Regions from separate parts of the Homo sapiens genome. Here region 1 is linked to region 2. Evidence: chromatin loops called from intact Hi-C (ENCODE). Cell type or tissue: PC-3. All regions are shown on one strand. Links, peaks and the distances in the headings refer to the core of each region. The heading gives the core; the rest is flanking DNA. Region 1 overlaps DDX31 (DEAD-box helicase 31). Region 2 overlaps GTF3C4 (general transcription factor IIIC subunit 4).

Region 1 (8,193 bases), core at 2,168-4,667, 47 kb after region 2:
CTTGGGATACCTGGAGGCAGGTGAGGAGTATTGCACTTCCAATTAATGGCAGTCCCTTGATCTATGAATGCCTTCATTTTTGTTACCCTTTTTAGTACAACGCTCCATCTTCACCTGCAGAATACATCCACCGGATTGGAAGAACCGCCCGGATTGGCTGCCATGGGAGCAGCCTGCTCATTTTGGCTCCTTCGGAGGCAGAATATGTCAACTCGTTGGCTTCTCACAAAATCAAGTGAGTCAGAAACCTGAATGGGGTTTCGGCTGGTCTCACCTAATTAACTTTCTGTCGCTTTTTACAGTGAATGGGCCTTGTAAGCTGACGAAGAGCCATTAACCCTTGTGATCCCTAAATGAGTCCCAGAATAGCCAGTGGCAAAAACTAAAACCTTTAATATCCTCAGCACATGACAGTTTTCATTGCGTTGCCAGACTAAGTCATAGGACGATGTGTTGTACTTGGTTTTCTTTTAGAGAGCTGCGTTTCGTTTCTCCTGCTGCAAGATAAGTGTGCACCATCTTCGCAGCTTCTGAAAGGACTCTTATTCACAACTTTTATTTCTTGCAATTAATGGTTTGTATCTTCAAAGTTGATTTGTCTTTTAAAGAAATAATGCTTTTTACTCATCACACAATTTCCCTCCCCCAGGAAGATGAACCCAGGGGAAATGATTTTGAGGCAGTTGAAATCCACACTACACTCACAGCCAGGACATTCAGCTGCCATCTTGTGTGTCACAGTTCAGCACCTCATACCTCTGCGTAAAGCCCTGGATTCTAGACTTGGTGTGCCATGAGCACACAGCCCAGCTCGCTGTAAATGGGATAGTCTTATTTCTTTTTCCTTGCCCAGCCCTGTGTTTTATGTAAAACATCAAATAAAACTGCAACACTTTTCTCCCCTAAAGTACAGTGCTAGAAAAAAGCACTACGTTCTTCATTGGAATGAAAACATCCTAGCAGGCAGCCTGGGGGCCTGTTGTGGGGTGCAGCCCACTCAGTTGCAGGAGCCGTGTGTGGCTGTCCCCACCACACCTGCCCCGTCTCCCATCCGCAGAACTCTGCCTCTCATGCTAGTAAGACTTTTCAAAACTCTTTCAAGGTTGTTAGTGTGAACACTTACGGACTGAGGCTCATTCAGAAAACATGCTGTGTGTCCTTCAGTGTTGGGGGAGGCAGGAAACTACTCCTGGTTGTAATGTCAGGGGGCCAAAATAATAGTTTGGGTTTTCCTTTCTTCAGTGTGTTCTTTATCTTAACACAATCTGTCAGTTGAAAGAGTGGTTTTTATTTGTTAAGGAAGATGTGCATATTGTATCTTATTAGTGAAAGAAGTCTCATATAGATCAGTCAGTCACTTTTCACCCAGCGCTGCTTCTCCGGCTGAGTTCTGAGCTCCCTCAGCTGGAGGCTGGCTGGCCTCTCTTTGCTGCCCTTTCAGCATCGAGGCTGACACCCACCAGGGCGGGTGTACCAGGAACCCTGGGGAAGGTAAAATGCAAGCCCGCTGGCGCAGCCAGTTTCCTTTTCCTCCCTGACCCTGTTCTCACAGGCTGGGAGCCCGTCATAATGCTGCTGGTGGCTGCTTTTCTCTGTCATAGGAATTTGTGTACATGCAGAAAGCATCTTCAGAATTTTGTGTTGTAACCCCACAATAGAAAATGTAGTCACCACACCATAACAGCCTGTCAGTCGCTTCACACTTCTTTTCCTCTTCCTTCCATTCTAGAGCTACAAATTCCATTTTCCCATTCCTTCCTGGCCGCAGCTCTCTGGATGTTCCCCCATGCTCGTTCACTTTAACATGACCTCTTCCTAAGAAAAATGAGTGACAGCAGTTGCAGAGCCCAATGATAATTGTCTAATGCCAGAGTTAACAGCAGAGGTGCCTCTCTCTGCTCTCTTCATTTTTCTCTAATAACACATTCAAGTAGATTGCTATGAAGGGCTCAGATATAAAGCTAAAATTGAGAAGGGAAAACAGTGATTAGCAAAGGCACGAAGTATTAGGGAGTCAGGTATATTTTAAAGACATAACAAATACCATCATCTGCTGTGATGATCTTGTCTGGAAAAAATAGTGTGCCCGCATTTACGTGACTCCCTTTTTAATCCCGCATTAGAAAGGAGACAACTCAGTGATAACGCCACCTCTTCTGAAAGGAGGAAGTAGGTCTTTTGGGGAGGAACTCTGCAGGGTGGTGGAAGAGCATTTGCGTGAGGAGGGAGGGTCCTTGCATGAGCCCCACTTCACTGGCGTCGGCTCTGAAAACTCACTTGTGAGGGGCCTGGGCCTGGACTGCTGCTGCCTCGTGGGTGCACTGTAATCAACTTAAACAGACATCAGAATCTGGGTTATTACGTTGCAGTCATGCATTGTTCTTCCCAATTTCTGTTTGAGGAAAGGCCCTACATTGGCTGTATCTATACATGAACTGTTTCTTTGACTTAATGCAAAACAGCAACAACGACAACAACAAAACCCCTATTAACTAGTTGCAAAGTGCGCAGTGGGAAGAAGCAGACTGGAAAGTTTCTAGAATCCAAAAGGTCGACTCCTAAATATTTTTTGAGGAGGAAGCATGTGCATGTTTCGTGCCTGAGAACATGAGAGCCAGGCAGAGGGGCGTTGGGAGGGCTGAGGCACCACAGGGCAGATTGGAGAAGGCAGGCCGAGGCTCTCGGCAGCAAGGGCCAGCACGACAAATGGCTGCCCGCCTTCCTAGATCGAGCACTGCGGTGCTCGCCCTAGCAGTTGAATGGAGCAGACAGGGCAAGAGACAGGTTCCTGGGCCATTGCCACCTCTGTCTAGATGCTCAGAACTTTGCTTCTGCATTCTTTTGACTTCTTTGTATTTGTCAACTTCTTAACTTTTTTCTGCCTCCCCTTTAAATGTGTTTCTAATGAAAATCATCATTGGTTTATTAAAATGTAAATGCTTCATCAAAATGTGTATTTCTTAGATCAGGCATAAGACAGTTCCCTGAATTTATTTATTTATCCATCTCGTTTCATACTAAGGTGAGGTGATTCAGATCTGTTGATGGACCCATAAATAATCATAGTAGATTTGCTTTGTTCCTCAGAAGCAGCAGTTTCTTAGGAAGAGGAAGAAGGCCCTTTTAAACTGTAAATCACTCCCGTTCCCTCTCAGCTCCTGTTTGCTTAGGGTGTGTGGTTCCCCGACGTCGCCATGTGGACACAGCATATGAGCCACACTCTGGCTGGAATATCAGCACACGCATTTGAGAACACTGCCTTACTGTTCTGTGGCATATTTAGCTTTTTCTGTTCCTGACTGCAAACGGCATTACTCTTTTCTTTCTGCTTCAAGATTTGACTCCAAATTCTTGCATTTCTTTTATTTTTGTGTTTTTCCTCTTTTTTTCTCAAGAAAAAAGTGATGAATAGAAGCAAATCAGACCAAGAAAAAGATGGGACTGGGCTCTGTTTTCACCTTCCCTCGGGGTGCCAGGCACAAATGAGAGGCGAGTTCAATACCCATGCATTGCTCTCTCCTATGAAAAATAGATTTCCCATGAAGTCAGGGCACTCTCCCTCTGACTCCTGCCCTTTCAGAGCATGCTCTGCCTCCTCTGGTTGACTCTTTGCTGCTGTAAAAAGGCTTCACTCATCCATAGGGCTGTGAGTTGGCAGCAGAGAGAGGATGCTGAGGGGTGAGGGCTGGGGGTGTGCAGGGAGATGACACATTTCAGGTAAATCGCTGTCAGAGACGTGGCATTTTCATTCATAGCCTTGTCAGAGTAACCTTTGGGTGAAAGGGGGAGAATTGTCTTCTCCCACCTAAGAGGTTGCCATTCATGTTTTAATTTGCTGTTACATTTTCAAAAAAAAAAAAGAGCATACAACAAAATCATTTGTCTTCTTATGATCTGTTTCCCCCTCAGAACTCCTTCTTCTCTTTCTGTTTCTCTTTCTCCCTGGGAAGTATCCTTTCAGCAGCTCACGTTTCTTCCTTCATCTCTGACACGCAAGTCTCTCTTTGCTCCCTACATTCAAATGCTGTGGCCTTGCAGTTGATTGGATGAAGCGGAGGCTTTCCAGACTCCACTGCTAGGCAGGTCTGACTGTTGTGTTCTGGCTCCTTGTGGCTTCTGTTCCTGAGTGAAGCCCAAGCTCTTGTCTCAGTGCTTGGCACACAGCTCCGGCTTCGTTAGAGATCCTTTGGTCTTCACCCATCAGTAATTAAGAGATGGGGGAGTGAAGCTCCTCCAGGGTAGAAGAAGAAAGGCCAGTGCTGCTGGGACAGGGCTTTGTGCCCTCGTTACCCTCACAGGGGTGTTTACCCCACAGTGGAGGATGTTTGGCCACCCTTTTCTTCCTTTTTTTTTTTTTTTTCCTCTTCAGTATAAACTAAAGAGACCAAAATGCTTCTATTTCATCATCATCTGCTCAAATCAAGGGAGTGGATCAGTGAGTGGGCACACTTATTTGGTATTCAAGATTTATTAAGAAATAATGACATAATCTCTATTAAGGAAATTCTAAATGTAGCCTATTTTAAATTCATCAGAGAGGAAAGAAATTGTCAGGAATATCATCCTGTCCCTTTAATATCATAGAGGTCCCCTTCTCAATTCCTAAGGGTTTAGGAAAATATTTCCTTTCCTAGGAAGGTGTCACTTCTACTTCATGTCTAATTAGCTCAAGAATAGGCCAGTTTTGTGCATCAAGGTCTTGGGTGTTTTTGAAAGAGCAAAAAGTTACCTTGCTGTGCCCTTCCTTTTACAGCGTTTCTGAGATTAAGATGGAAGATATTTTGTGTGTTCTGACAAGAGATGATTGTTTTAAAGGGAAACGATGGGGAGCCCAGGTGAGTTTTGTTATTTATTGTGCTCGCTGCCAACAGATGTGACTCACTTGATTTGGGGTAGTAGAGACTTTGTGTATGGGTTACTTCCTCTGTCAAGCAATACATTTATTTTAAGAACCATGAACATTAGATGAGGCCAAATCTTGATTGTTTTTTTTTTTTCCTCGTCTTTGCTTCTGGATGCGTTTGCCACTCTCATCTAGCGAGTGGGCTACGGTCCATTCTGGAAGCCTGCCAGACAGCAGCAGGCTCCCCAGAAAGGAGGTCCAGGCCAGAATGAGTCTGGAGGCAGTGCCACACGCTCAGCCCCGGTGGTCCCTGTCCAGATTCTCAGCAAGGACGGCTGCCTAGACCTGCCTATCCCAGACAGCATGGAAGAAATAAGTATCTCTGTGTCTCCTTTCAGACACAGTTAGTTCATCCATTTTTTAATGTGTGTGTGCTATCCACAGAGGAAGAGTAAAGTTGAGATCATTAAGAAGAAAAATTTTTATTATCCATGCAGTTCCATATGGAGATTCTGAGCAGGTGCAGGCAGCCCTGGACACCCTTTCCTGCTCCTTCTCTTAAGGCTGCACCCGACTAGACCATTATTCCCTCACCCCACCCCACCCCCTTACTCAGTATTCCCGTGTGTGGGTGCAGTGTTGCTGTATGTAATTTTGTCTATGAGATATTAATCACTTGAATATTTTACATTTGTTTTTGTATGCCTGAGGATGAACTGGAAAATCAGGGCCAGATAGATCAAGCTTAAGAGTTTCTTTCATGCTTTAGCATGTGCCTGTATTTGGATCATTATTCTCCCTGAGCAGGGAGGGACCCCGTTTCACTGAGCCTGACTTAAATTCTCTTGTTTTAGAGAGCATCTAAGGAAATGTATGTAATACCAGGAGAGGAGATAGCCATAGCCTCTATTAGCAAAGTGTGTGTTCCCAACCTAGGACTGTGCTACACTCTTTATGTGCACGGTCCCATTTAATCTTATAGCAATCCGAGAAGTTGGTGATGGCCCCAATTTATAGATGAGGAAACTGAGACTTAGAGAGGTAAAGGAACTTTCACAGGGGCACACTAATATGCTTTAGTCATTCTGGGATTTGAAGTCTTAACTTCAAAGCACATATATTTAACTGTATACCAATATGCCTTTATTAGTATTAACTAAACCAAGATAATTGAGTCTTTTTCTAAATAAGGAAATGTTAGTCATATTTAGAGGTGAAATTTGATCAACCACAGCAAAGATCCCTGTGAACAATAAAAGCTGTTAAAGACTCCATTGGTCATCAGGTTACTTTAAGCAAGTCAGTACTTCATATAAGACTCGTAAGCCTCTGGACCACCCTTTATTAAGTTTGTTATTAGGGGTGTTGACCTGTGACCAGACAGATCTTCATTGGTCTTGGCACACTTCCGTTCTTTTGGAACTATCATAAATTCTAGTTAAGGGGCTTTTTTGGTTTCTTCTTTTTTTTTTTTTTTTTTTTTTTTTTTGAGACGGAGTCTCGCTCTGTCGCCCATGCTGGAGTGCAATGGCGCGATCTTGGCTCACTGCAACCCCTGCCTCCCAGGTTCGAGTGATTCTTCTGCCTCAGCCTCTTGAGCAGCTGGGACTACAGGCACATGCCACCACGCCCAGCTAATTTTTTCGTATTTTTAGTAGAGACAGGGTTTCACCATGTTGGTCAGGCTGGTCTCGAACTCCTGACCCCATGATTCACCCGCCTTGGTCTCCCAAAGTGCTGGGATTACAGGTGTGAGCCACCGTAGCCGGCCTTTTGGTTTCTTTTTTAATGTTCCCCCAGATACTTCATTATGGCTCCAGGGCAGCTCTGTGGGATCAGCAGGGAGCAGATGTGGATCTGTTGGAGGAGGCAGTGTAGCAGAGTGGCTAAGAGCATGGCCTTAGGGTCATGTTCCTCATCTGTCACCAGTGTGTGACCTTGGGCAGGGACTGGACCTCTCTAAGCCTTAGTTTCTTTTCGGAGAGGCAGTGTAGCAGAGTGGCTAAGAGCACGCCTCAGGGTCACGTTCCTCATCTGTCACCAGCCTGTGATCGGACCTTTCTTTTTTCTTTTTTCTTTTTTTTTTCTTTTTTTTTTTTTTTTTGAGATGGAGTCTCGCTCTATCGCCAGGCTGGAGTACAGTGGCACGATCTTGGCTCACTACAACCTCTGCCTCCCAGGTTCAAGCAGTTCTGCCTCAGCCTCCCAAGTAGCTGGGAATACAGGCGCATGCCACCATGCCCACCTAATTTTCGTATTTTTAGTAGAGACGGGGTTTCACTATGTTGGCCAGGATGGTCTCAATCTCTTGACTTTGTGATCCGCCCGCCTCAGCCTCCCAAAGTGCTGGGATTACAGGCATGAGCCACTGCACCCGGCCTGGACTGGACCTTTCTAAGCCTCAGTTTCTTCGCACGTAAAGTTGAGATAAAATAGTGTTCTTTTAAGGACGTCAGAGGATTGTGTGGGAAATAGTCCTGGAGTCCCAAGTATAAAACATAGGACCAAAGGGCTTTTTTTTTTTTTGAGATGGAGTCTTGCTGTGTCTCCCAGGCTGGAATGCACTGGCGTGACCTCAGCTTATTGCAACCTCTGCCTCCTGGGTTCCACCGATTCTCCTGCCTCAGCCTCCCAAGTAGCTCGATTACAGACACACACCACCATGCCCGGCTAACTTTTGTATTTTTAGTAGAGACGGGGTTTCACCATCTTGGCCAGGCTGGCCTCAAACTCCTGACCTCAGGTGATCTGCCCATCTTGGCCTCCCAAAGTGCTGGGATTACAAGCATGAGCCACCACACGCGGCCCAAAGGGCATTTTTTATTATTACTGTAACTATCAGGATTATTTGTAGTCATACAAGTTAGTAGCAGATGTGGAATTAAAGCCCAGACTCAGGGACATGAATCCCAGTGCCCTTTTTTGCTGTATCATAATAAGTGGAACATTAGCATCTGCCAGCTCTCTAGAAATAAAGGCAAGTAGTACAATTACACAATGAGATAGTAAGTTTGATCAAACGTCGTCTCAGGTATACTCTTTCTGGGCCTGGCATTGGTGTCAGTCTTTATCCCCGAGTGCAGATCATTTCTCTCCAGGGAGTTGATCACTGTGTGTCTGCGCAACGCAGGGAAGCTGTAGAAGGGCAGGAAGCCTCTCCTGAAGGACACGTCCCCAGAGAAGGAGCGGAGCAGCTGCATCTCCCTCCACTCTGTCAGCAACAAGCTACAGTCGTTTTTTTTTGGTAGCATCTGCCCTTCTGTGGCCTTGCAGCATAAATTCTTCTCCTTAAGACTTTCCCTGGCTTGAGGCCAGCCTCAAGGACTTCCTGAGACTTGAGGAGTGGCTCT
Region 2 (2,500 bases), core at 1-2,500:
GCCTGGCTAATTTTTAAAATTTTTTGTAGAGATGCGGTCTCTCTCTGTTGCCCAGGCTGGTCTTTAACTCCTGGGCTCAAGCGATCCTCCGGCCTTGGCCTTCCAAAGTGTTGGGATTACAGGTGTGAGCCACAGCACTCAGCCTTAAGTAAATGTTAATAAGATATTTAATGCTAATAAAAGTATGCAAAAATGCAAGGTAGACATAAAGTTGTGTACCAAATGAAAGGTAGATATAAAATTGTTCATCAAATCCTTTAATACTGTGAACTAAGCAATACTCCTTAGAATAGGTTAAATTTGCTACAAATAAAAGCTACTGTAGAAGTAAACTCACAGGATTGGTAACCCAAAGCAGCAGCACGGGATGAAATAAAGGAAGCTTAAGCAACCCTTGGTCCTACTCATTGTGGGAAGAATTCTTGACAGGATGGAGAGCAGTACAGATCTTGACTGGTAGGAAAAAGTCTTAGGGTTTTGTGTAGCAATTTCTGACATATGTTTCAACTAGACTACTGAACCTCCCTCCAACTCTCCCTATCACAAAACTGTTAACAAATCAAGTATTCAGATGCCCAAGGAGTATACTTAAAAAGTCCAGCTCCCAGAGGCCTGCCCGCAGCCAATCATTTAATTGTACACCATCCAGTTTCCAGTTGACCACTATTAGGTTGGTGCAAAAGTAATTGCGGTTTTCACCATCACTTTTAATGGCAAATACTTTTAATACTAACTGTTAGGCATTTTGTAAGCACCTGACAAAAATTCACTTGAAGCTTTTAGACAGTAAGCTTCTTGAGGACAGGTAATAGAGTCCAAAGACAGGCAACAGTTATTTAACTTAATGTAGCAGATGAAGTTAATACTTTCTAAGGCTCCTAACAATTGATGCACAATACAATTCGGTACACAAATATTATCAGAATTTGGAACTATACACAAATGTCTCACTAGATGAGTCACTAAATCAGTAGTCCAATGGGAAAAACAATTCTGACATTCTTAAATCACTATTTCATTGCTTTTCAGATTTATACTGTCCACCTTTATATCATACAATCTTATAAAACAGCTGATAATTAATGTCTGAACTATTACATAACTGCAGATTTTCCTGCAAATTCATAATCTAAATAACAGAATTATAGAGCAAAAGCTTCAAAGGTGTTTAGTACCTAGCTTTCTAACAGTGCTACACTAAAACTGTCATCTGCGCTGCAGACTGTCCACCATTTAGGTTAGCGCGAAGGCATGCTGCACGGCACCGAGCAGATTTAAATCCACAGACTGCCAATGGGTGGAGTCATCAAAGTGCTGACACAGACTTCTTTACATTCCTACCGTCACACCAGTTTTAACCCACAGAGGGCTCTTGTAGAACTGCAGGGTCAACTCAGCATTCATTCACTTCAATCAGTCTAAAAAGACTGCTAAATGACTGATGGTTTATGTGATGTGCATATTAAAAAAAAAACAACAGTACAGAAGGGGAAGATGTTACTAATTAATTTCATAGAAGCCATTTGTCAACTATAAGAGAGCTATATAAGGATTTCCTGTTACTAGTTAGCAGTTGTGGTAAATGTTAACTGAGGCAAAATGACAGTCAAAATTTTATCAGAATACTCATGTCCACAACCACGACATTAATCCAGACTCCTACTCCTTCATACCTGTATAACTGCATTATATTTTCTTTCTTTTTTTTTGAGACGGAGTCTGGCTCTGTCGCCCAGGCTGGAGTACAGTGGCGCAATCTTGGCTCATAGCAAGCTCCGCCTCCCGGATTCACGCCATTCTCCTGCCTCAGCCTCCCAGTAGCTAGGACTACAGGCGCCCGCCACCACGCCCGGCTAATTTTTTGTATTTTTAGTAGAAACGGGGTTTCACTGTGTTAGCCAGGATGGTCTCGATCTCCTGACCTCGTGATCCGCTCGCCTCGGCCTCCCAAAGTGCTGGGATTACAGGCGTGAGCCACCGCGCCCGGCCCAACTCATTATATTTTCACCTTGAGCATTTACAGCGTGCCAAGAACTGGGCCAAGTGATTATGTGTGTTTAATCTTCCAAAAAACCTAAACAACGCTTCATTATCCCCCTTTTATAGATAGGCCTATCTTGTGCCAAAGCCCAGTCTCTTCACTTTTATTTTACACTGATCACAACAATCATCTTCTTGCCTCTATCCAGTAATGTTCCTGAACCACAGCAGGTCACTCTATGCTAATGAAACTGTAACAGCATCTTAAAGACTTCCTAGATTGAAGCCAACTTCCTCATACCGACCTTCCAAGTCCACAAACTGGTCTCATCTTACTTTCTCGGACTCTCTAGAAGACCTACTTGAGCTCATGTACTGATCCGTCATTATACAAACAATAATTAATTATGTTCATGACTTAAACGTGTATGCACATGGGATGAATGCCTCATTCCTGCCGCCTGGAATGCCCTTTCCTTCCTTCCTCTTACAAACCAAACACTACCTTCTTTAGGACTGC

Evidence for each region. A loop is a pair of places that touch in the nucleus more often than their neighbours do. Peaks named below come from ENCODE experiments on the same cell type or tissue, not always from the same donor. Only the 100,000 strongest peaks of a DNase experiment are listed, where the experiment ranks them.
Region 1: it touches region 2 in a loop (2.3-fold over the local background); 2 of 110 quality-filtered maps call a loop at or near these places.

Annotation. Positions count from the first base shown.
Region 1 is chr9:132,622,306-132,630,498 of GRCh38, reverse strand. DDX31 (DEAD-box helicase 31) reads left to right here. Exons shown (of 20, transcript NM_022779.9): 16 at 96-235; 17 at 4,754-4,835. Among named protein-coding and RNA genes, the nearest start is that of DDX31, 44 kb to the left of the region's middle. In PC-3, for the core only: no CTCF peak of the experiment used is centred there; a DNase peak (open chromatin) is centred at 3,168; H3K27ac peaks cover 2,500 bases.
Region 2 is chr9:132,672,392-132,674,891 of GRCh38, reverse strand. The region is part of intron 1 of GTF3C4 (general transcription factor IIIC subunit 4); the gene reads right to left. Among named protein-coding and RNA genes, the nearest start is that of GTF3C4, 3.2 kb to the right of the region's middle. RefSeq lists an enhancer at 1,276-1,325. In PC-3, for the core only: CTCF peaks have their summits at 1,362 and 2,450; DNase peaks (open chromatin) are centred at 1,341 and 2,331; H3K4me3 peaks cover 1,861 bases; H3K27ac peaks cover 1,072 bases.